Linked DNA regions of Homo sapiens: region 1 is linked to region 2. Evidence: read pairs that join two places in POLR2A ChIA-PET (ENCODE). Cell type or tissue: PC-3. All regions are shown on one strand. Each heading gives the region's core, and the rest is flanking DNA. Links, peaks and the distances in the headings are about the cores only.

Evidence for each region. ChIA-PET counts read pairs that join two places held together with the same protein. Peaks named below come from ENCODE experiments on the same cell type or tissue, not always from the same donor. Only the 100,000 strongest peaks of a DNase experiment are listed, where the experiment ranks them.
Region 1: POLR2A ChIA-PET joins it to region 2 with 12 read pairs; 1 of 35 experiments calls an interaction of 5 or more read pairs at or near these places.

The regions. Positions count from the first base shown.
Region 1 is chr1:232,426,784-232,431,217 of GRCh38, reverse strand. SIPA1L2 (signal induced proliferation associated 1 like 2) reads left to right here. Exons shown (of 23, transcript NM_020808.5): 17 at 2,654-2,807. Among named protein-coding and RNA genes, the nearest start is that of SIPA1L2, 200 kb to the left of the region's middle. In PC-3, for the core only: no CTCF peak of the experiment used is centred there; a DNase peak (open chromatin) is centred at 1,887; H3K27ac peaks cover 774 bases.
Region 2 is chr1:233,118,269-233,122,702 of GRCh38, reverse strand. All of the region lies in intron 21 of PCNX2 (pecanex 2), which reads left to right. Among named protein-coding and RNA genes, the nearest start is that of NTPCR, 170 kb to the right of the region's middle. In PC-3, for the core only: no CTCF peak of the experiment used is centred there; no DNase peak of the experiment used is centred there; H3K27ac peaks cover 332 bases.

The DNA.
Region 1 (4,434 bases), core at 234-4,233, 690 kb after region 2:
TGTCTAATAAGAGTCTTCTGAGTGCTTCACGGGAATTCATTCCAAGCCTTTTTTAAGTTCTGTGAAATATTTTTAGAAGCATTTTATATGTCGCCGTAGTACTATGTTTAGGCGAAGGACTCTTTTGGAAAGTCAGGGAAGTGTGAAAGGAGCCCATTCGGACAGTTTTAATGCAAAAGCCCAGGGTTTATGCATTTCCACGCACTGGTTTGATGGCACTAATGCTCAGTGAGAGCGAGGCAGTGTCCAGAATGAGGTGAGAAAGGGGTTTGTGTCTCTTGAGTCGCAGGTTGTGTGCACACTAGAGGAGACTGAGATTGTGTCTCCGCTGGAGCTCCCCACCTGGGGACCCCTGTGGTATGGAAGGGCAAATGGCAGTCCCCACACATGCTCTTGGGTATACCTGGGAGGGGAGAGGCTGTAGAAGTTCTTCTGTCCTAAGCTGCATTTTATCGGGAGGATTTGAGCTCAAACTGGTTATCGCAAGAGGCCGGTGCTGGGATTCGAGACCAGGGCTCCTGGTCAGTGTGCCGGCTCATCCTGGCAGATGGAGCAGGTGCCCCAGGCTCTGCCCAGCAACACAGAGTGTTTCTAAGGCAAGGCAGTCATACAGGACTGCACTAACTAGATTTGAAGTTTTATCAAAACAGTGTTTTACCGGATTGCTGAAAGATATGCTTAGAAAACAGTCAGCCAAGTACATCATATTTTTAGTGTCTCATTGTGCACTGAAGAAGAAATCAGTTGTGCTCTCCAGAAGTTTCACATAGACCAGTTATTTCTCAAAATCATATTGTGGAAGCCCTACTGTTAATTTTGTTAATAATATCATCTTACATTTTTAAATAATATCAGCGAATGAGCAGTTCTGTCTCAGGCTTCTGTGCACCCATTCATGCTGTTCCCTCTGCCTAAATGTCCTTTGTGAGTTTCTGAGCCTGGCCAGCACCCTCCCAAAGGGGATTGTTCTCTGCACCCGCTAGCTCAGTACTTCCTACAGTGTCTTCGCACTTGATTGGTCATCTCAGCCTGCAGAACATATACCACATACATACCACATGCACACACCCCCGGACTGGAGGTCCTGTGCAAGCCCCCTGTCCTGCTTAACTTCACTACTCACGGTGGCAGGCACAGAGTAAATCCTCAGAGCGTATTTATGACACGTCATTGGATAATTTCTTTAAATTACTAGTTTAGCAGAGAAAGCTAGTGTTTTTTTATAAACACATATTTTAACACATATTCTATAAACGTATATAGAAACTAGAACAGCACATTGTAATCGTAATTATGGATGTAATATTTTTATCCATGCAGTTATTGGTAGGACCTGGGATTTTTCCCCGCATCTTTCCCAAAACACATACGGCCTGGAGCTCTTGAGCACCACCTAACTCACCTCAGGATCGAATGTTGGGCGCTTCTTGGATGCAGTCTTCGTAAAAACTATATTGTTTTGTTTTCCTTATGTGGCTTTTGTGCAAAAGCCCTCCAGCGTCTTGGTTTCTTCTTGTAGCTCCCATTTTTATGTCATGCCATCCCACAAACCAACTAAATCTTCAGTAATGTTTTAAAAGTTATGAAATGCTTCTTTTTTTTTTTTTTTACAGCCACTATTTGTTCATGTTGTAACTGTAGCTTGTGCTTCAAGAACTGAGAGGTACAGGGAAACCTGTCCTACCTCAGGAATAAAGCCATAGAGGATTTTAGAGAAATCCTTCTTAATTTTGAGCATGTTTGTGTATGTTTCTTATTCTAGCAATTTCCCAGTGAGCTGTCATACAGTTATAAGATAGCCTGGCTTTTGAAATCAAGAGTCATCTCAGAGGCACACAGCAATAACATTCAGGTCATTCTCCAGCTCGTTGCTGTGGGCTGTGAATTCCTAGAGTGTTATGTTTCAGGTTGTGTGGCAAAGACTGTTTGCCTCCACTGACAGTGCAGCCGCTGACTGTTTACTGTGTCTTCAGGAATATTTGGTTGCTCAGACTGTATTTTCAGAGTAAACCTTTTTAGAATGATTCCCCAGTTTTGTCCCTGTAAAGGAGCTAAAAACAGTAATTCAGCTTGACACTCCTTTGTTGTCTGTCAATACATTTTTATATACTGATAATTAAGGGAGACGGCTGCTTTATCCAAACAGCTTTGTGAAATTGCTGATAATAAAACATGCTTAGCACACGTGTGAATTGATGACTCGTAAACCCCGGGCTCCCTCGGGTGGCTTCCTCTCTGTTGCCTGGGTGCCATCGGGGCTCTGGTTGTCCAGCCGCGAGAGCACACAAGCGTTGCTTCGAAAGACATATGATCATCTCTGATGAATTATTGAAACTGTGTTTTCTGACACAGATTAGGAAAGGGAAAACACAGCCGTATTTTAAAAGTTGGCTGTGTAATTTTTTCATCCTGGGCTTTGGGGATCTGATTTGTGTCTGAATTATTCAGACATCTAACTTTGTAGTTGAGCTCATTTCACAAATGTGAAATGGCATGGGAATTTGGAGCAAACGCAGCAAAAGTGAACTGACTTAAGACCTAAGAAGTGTTTGTATGCGTTTGTGGCTGTTGAAACTGCTTCCTAGGTTTTAATTCTTACCACTACAGGCACTTTACAAATAGGCTTAATTTCCATTCTGATTGTTTTCAACAGGATGTATAGTGAGATGGATGTCATGTCCACAGCAACTCAGCATCAGACAGTGGTGGGAGATGCTGTTGCAGAGACTCAACATGTTCTGTCTAAAGAAGATTTTCTGAAATTGATGCTTCCTGACAGCCCCTTAGTGGAGGAGGGGCGAAGAAAGGTTAGTGACTTAGGGAGCTTTGAAGTTACCAGAAACACTAAAAAAAAAAAAAAAAAAAAAGTCTAAAGAAACTCAGAGGTTTCCAGAGTACTCCCACATGCTTCATCTCTCATGACCCTACCAACAACTCACTGCACATAGTTGACCGTTGCCAATTTTGATTGTATCAGTATGTGAAGGGAGCCTGGGAGAGGTTAAGAAGGCTGTTTTTAAAACCTCAGATAGAGCTGAAAGTCCGGCTGGCCTAGCCTCAAATCCTGGCTCCAGCAATGGGTAGCTGCATGACTTTATGCAAGTGACTTGGCCTCTTGACCTCAATGCTCTCATCTGAAAAAAGGAGATCATAATAACTGAATTGTGAAGTTACAGTGAAGATAAGAAGTGATGTCTGAAGAGCCTAGTACAGCTCCTGGACATAACTAGTGATCGTGAACAGTAGCTGTTAAAATTCACACCACCTGACTTTTGTTCCAGAGCTCTAGCCTCTGCTCCAAGCTGTCTCTCCTTAAATGTAATCCTGTTCCAGAACTGAACTGGAGTTAGACAGCACACTGCTGGGCATTTTAAACAGGGTTGGAACTTGCACACTGCCATTTAGAGATATGCAGAGATCATAGGGAAGGTCATGCTTAAATCTCATAAACCAACCCCAAGTTCAGTGGCATACCTTTGTCATTCACAATGTAGTACTCGATAATGTTAGCTTGCTTATTGGCTTCAGTTTCATTATTATTGCAATCTCTTAAGCCACTTTGCTAAACAATTTAAAGTACTGAAAAGGACTTAAAGGCGATTTAGCCCAATCACCCCATTTAGCAAGTAACTGAGGCCCCAGATGGTAAAATGTGAGCTCTTCATAAATATTTGGTGCCAGAGTCAGCAACTGAGTCCTTGTCTCTCACTTCTAATCCAGCACTCCCTCTTGTTCATATGAAAAGGAAAAAGGAAATCAGGTATTGCCATACTGACCATGATCAGGGTAAACTGCAGGTCTTTGTGCTTCTGTCTTCCCTATAGTAAAACAATTCTGCAATTAACCTAATTGTGTTTTTAGAACAACACTCTAATTAGACACTACTGCAAAGCTGCTTTAATCTGATATGCCTGTAATCAAGTTCTGAAGAACCTGCTGGTGGTGTGTGAGGAGGGAATCCCATAAGAACTCCATCATAATGAGTCTTTTTTAAAAAACTTACATCAAGTCATGTACATGATACTGTATAAGCTTGGGTGCAAAGGCAGACTGTTGTACAAAGAGTGTAAATAGCTTTTCTTTTTGGAGGGTTGAACTTCTTGACATGTGTTTTTTCTTCTAAGACAAATCACCTTCTTTTCATGATGTAAATTTAACTTTGTAACTCACACACATTCCAGTTACCTTTCATCAGTTGGAAAGACTTGACAGAATGGAAGGAACACACACAATAGGAATATTTTTAGACTTACTGCTACATTCATAAATGTAAATAGCCATTTCTTTGTTTGATGATGTGAACATTCTGGCTTTTACTATTGTTTACCTAAAAGGATTGTGGTTCAGTATGCAAAGGAAGTAGTTGAAAATTCAGATTTGATTTAACTTTTCTTGAGTATTTGACCACTCATTTCTTAGTAAGAATTTTCCTTA
Region 2 (4,434 bases), core at 196-4,195:
AAATACAAAAAATTAGCCAGGCATGGTGGCGGCCACCTGTAATCCCAGCTACTTGGGAGGCTGAGGCAGGAGGATTGCTTGAAGCCAGGAAGGAGAGGTTGCAGTGAGCCAAGATCATGCCATTGCACTCCAGCCTGGGCAACAAGAGTGAAACTACATCTCAAAAAAAAAAAAAGATATATAATATTAACATGAATCATCATATTACCATTAATGTTAAGCATGATTAACTGGCTTAAGTATCATAAGGTTTTTCCACTGCAATGTTACCCTTTTGTCCTCCTTTCCATCCTATATTCTTTGGAAGAAAGCCACTATGCACAGCCCACATTGAAGGAATGGGAAGTTATGTTTCACTTCCTTTGGGGGAAAGTATCAAAATTATTTGAATTCTTCTGCATGGGAGATTTGTCTCTTTATTCATTCATTCATATCAGTATGGGCTCAGATATTTATTTTATACTTAGGTTATAATCTATTATTTATTTATCTTGTTTCCTCGATTTTTTCAACTTTGGCTACTTGGAGCTCTCCAGTTGGCAGCTTCTGTGATATAATCCCATGTCTCTCTGTCTCTCTCTCTCTCTCTCCCTCTGTGTGTGTGTGTGTGTGTGTGTGTGTGTGTGTGTACTTTCTAACTTTCTGTCACTACAGGATGATCTAGGCTCATCCTCACATACTTCCTGAATCAGTCCTAGAATAAGCCATTTCTCCAGGAAACCCTGTTCTATTTTATTGGAAAACAGTTTGATCTGGGTACTAGATGTACTTATTGATACTGGGGTGTCATTGCATCTAGGCATTCTCAGCTGAAAGAGCAAGGAAATATATGTGTGTATATCATCTGTATATACACATATCTAGAAATATGTCTGTATGTCTGTAACTACCTGTATCGGCATTAAACTAAACTTGAGTTCAAATTAATGTTTTCAAATCTAATCTATTACTACATGGATCATTCTAGCCTTTTCCCCTTGTTTGCTGTAACTTTCCATTCCAATAGTGAGAAACTTAGCTTCTACCATCTGTCATCCATTTAGTTAACTGTTCAATTCCAATTCGCATGTACAGTCACCCGTTAGTATCTGTGGGGGACTGGTTCTAGAACCTTCTACTCCATAGAATTGCCTTTCTTTTATGCCCTTAACAACAACTAGTTGACCATATTTGTATGGGTCTTTTTCTTGAGCTGTTTTGTTCAATTAATATATGTGTCTATTTTGCTAATACCATGTTGTCTTGATAACTATCATTTTATAGTGAGCTTTGAAATAGTGTGATTTTTCCAACTTTGTTTTCTTCTTCAGTATTGTGTTGGCTATTTCATTTTTGTTTACTGTTGTTGTTTTGCCTTTCATACAAATTTCAGAATCAGTTCTCTAGATCTGCAAAATATCTTGTTAGGATTTTGAATGGGTTTATGCTGGATCTGTAGATCAAGTTGTAAAGAATCAACATTTTAACAATATTCGATCTTCCGGTCTATGAACATGAAATATTATTCCATTTATTTAGATAGTCTTTGGTTTCTTTCATCAGATTTCTATAGGTTTTTGCATATAGATACTGTACATATTTTATTATATTGATACACACATATTTTGTCTTATTTGGTGCTATCGTGGAGGGTGTATTTTTTTTTTTTAATTTTAAACTCCAATTGTTCCTTGCTGGCATATGAGAAAGCAATTGACTTTTGTTTATTGACTTCATATAGGGCAGCCTTGCTATGCTGACTTATTAGTTCCTGGACTGTTTGTTCTGAATCTTTATGTTTAGAGTAGTTTCTTTGTATCAAACTTATAGTTAGTAGTTGGTTCTTTTTTAAAAAAAATTGTTTTTGTTGTTGTTTCTTTTATTTTTTAATCTACTCTAACACTTTGTTTCTTAATTTGTGTATCTAGACCATTCACATTTAAATTGATTGTTGATAAAGTTAAATTAATGTCTATCATGTTTGTAACTATAATTTTGATGTTTCAAGAATGTTACATAAGTGGAATCATACAATATATAACTTTTGGGGATTGTCTTTTTCACTCACTTTTCTAAGACTTTTTCACACAATATTATTCATCCAGGTTGTTGTGGAGATCGATAATTCATTACTTTTCATGGGTAGGTACTTTTACTTTTGCCGTAGGTAGTTCCATGCTAAATTTTTATGGAAAATGCCAGAGTGGCTATACCATTTAATATTTCCACCAGGAATACATGAGTGATTCATTTTCTCTGCATCCTTGTCAGCATTTTCTATTCCCACTATTGTTTTATTTTAACCACTCTGGTGGATGTGTAATGATATCTCATTGTGGTTTTAATTTACATTTTCATAAAGGTTAGTGATGTGGAATATTGTTTAGGTGCTTAGTCTCCATTTGTATATATTCTTTGGTAAACTGGCTTCATACAGTTTTTGTATGGTCTAGATTGGATTGTTTGGGTTTTTACTGTTTAATTTTGAGAATTCTTTATATACTCTATACTCTTTTTTTTTCTTTTTTCTTTTTATTTCTTTTTTTTTTTTTTTTTTTTGAAATGGAGTCTCACTGTCACCCAGGCTGGAGTGCAGTGGTGTGATCTCGGCTCACTGCAACCTCTGCCTCCCGGGTTCAAGAGATTCTCTTGCCTCAGCCTCCTGAGTAGCTGGGACTACAGGCGCGTGCAACCACGCCTGGCTAATTTTTGTATTTTTAGTAGAGACAGCATTTCACCATGTTGGCCAGGCTGGTCTCGAACTCCTGACCTCAGGTGATCCACCCGCCTCGGCCTCCCAAAGTGCTGGGATTACAGGCATTAGCCACCGCGCCCAGCCCTGTGTACTCTAGATTTGATTCCCTTGTTGGATATGTCATCTGCAAATACTTTCTCCCACTCTGTAGCTTGTTTTTTCCTTCTCTTAATAGGGTCTTTCGTAGTACAAAAAGTTTTAATTTTAGTGAAGTCTAATTTATCAATAATTTCTTTTATTGATCATAATTTTGTGTGAAGTGCAAAAAACTCTTTGCCTGGTTCTAGACCCCAAGATTTTCTCCTGTTTTTTGTTTGTTTGTTTCCTAAGCCATTTTTTCGTTTTTTTGTTTTGTTTTGTTTTTGTTTTTGTTTTTTTTTTTTTGAGACAAGGTCTCGTTCTGTCACCCAGGCTGGAGTGCAGTGGCGGGATCTCTGTTCACTACAAGCTCTGCCTCCTGGGTTCACAGCATTCTCCTTCCTCAGCCTCCCGAGTAGCTGGGACTACAGGCGCCCACCACCACGCCCGGCAATTTTTTTTTTTTTTTTTTTTTTTTTTTTTTTTTGTATTTTTAGTAGAGACGGGGTTTCACCATGTTAGCCAGGATGGTCTTAATCTCCTGACCTCATGATCCGCCCACCTCGCCCTCCCAAAGTGCTGTGATTACAGGCATGAGCCACCGTGCCTGGCCTTTTTTTCCTAAAAGTTTTATACTTTTCGTTTTATACTTAAGTCTGTGATCTTTATTGAGCTAATATGAATTACGAGACTTAGGTAAAGGGTTATTTGTTTTGCTTTTGTTTTTAATTTTTTTGCCTATTTATATCTAATTATTCCAGCACCATTTGTTGAAATGACTGTCTTTCCTTCCTCGAATTGCTTTTGCACCTTGGTCAAAATCAGTTGCTCATGTTTGTGTGAGTATATTTCTGAGTGCTATATTTTATTCTATTGACCCATCTGTTTATCCCTTCACCAATACCAAGAAGTCTTGATTACTTTAGTTGTACTGAAAGAGTTGAAATTGGGTAGATGGATTCTTCCCACTTTATTTTTTCCCAAAATTGTTTTGCTATTCTAGTTAACTTTGCATTTCCTATAAATTTTAGGTTAATTTTTATTGCATCTGTAAAAAAACATACTTGCTGAGATTTTAATAGGAATTGTAAGCTTCTATATCAGTTTAGAGAGAATTGACATCTTTTCTATGTTGTCTTCCAATCTGTAACTACAGTAGCCATTTATTTATCTTTTGATTTCTTTCATTAGAGTTTTTTTAACTTTTAGCTTATAAATTCTGCACAAGTTTTGTTAGATTTACAATTTATGTGATCCTTTTTTTGAGTGACTATGAATTGAATTGTATGTTTAATTTCAGAATGTATGGTTTTATTGCTAGCATATAGAGATACAATAGATTTTTGTAAGCCTGAATTTACTTACCAGTTTTGGGAGGGTTTTTTTTTTTTTTTTTTTTGTAGGTGCCTTGAGATTTTCTATGTAGGTAACCATGCTATCTGTAGGTAAGGATCATTTTATTTCTTCCTTTCTGATCTGCTTACATTTTACTTCCTTTGCCAGTCTTATTGCACTAGCTAACACCTCCAGCACTATGTCAGATAAGAGTGGTGAGAGTAGATCCCTACCTTCTTCCAGACATTAGAAAGAAGGCATACAACTTTCACCAGTAAGTATGAGTA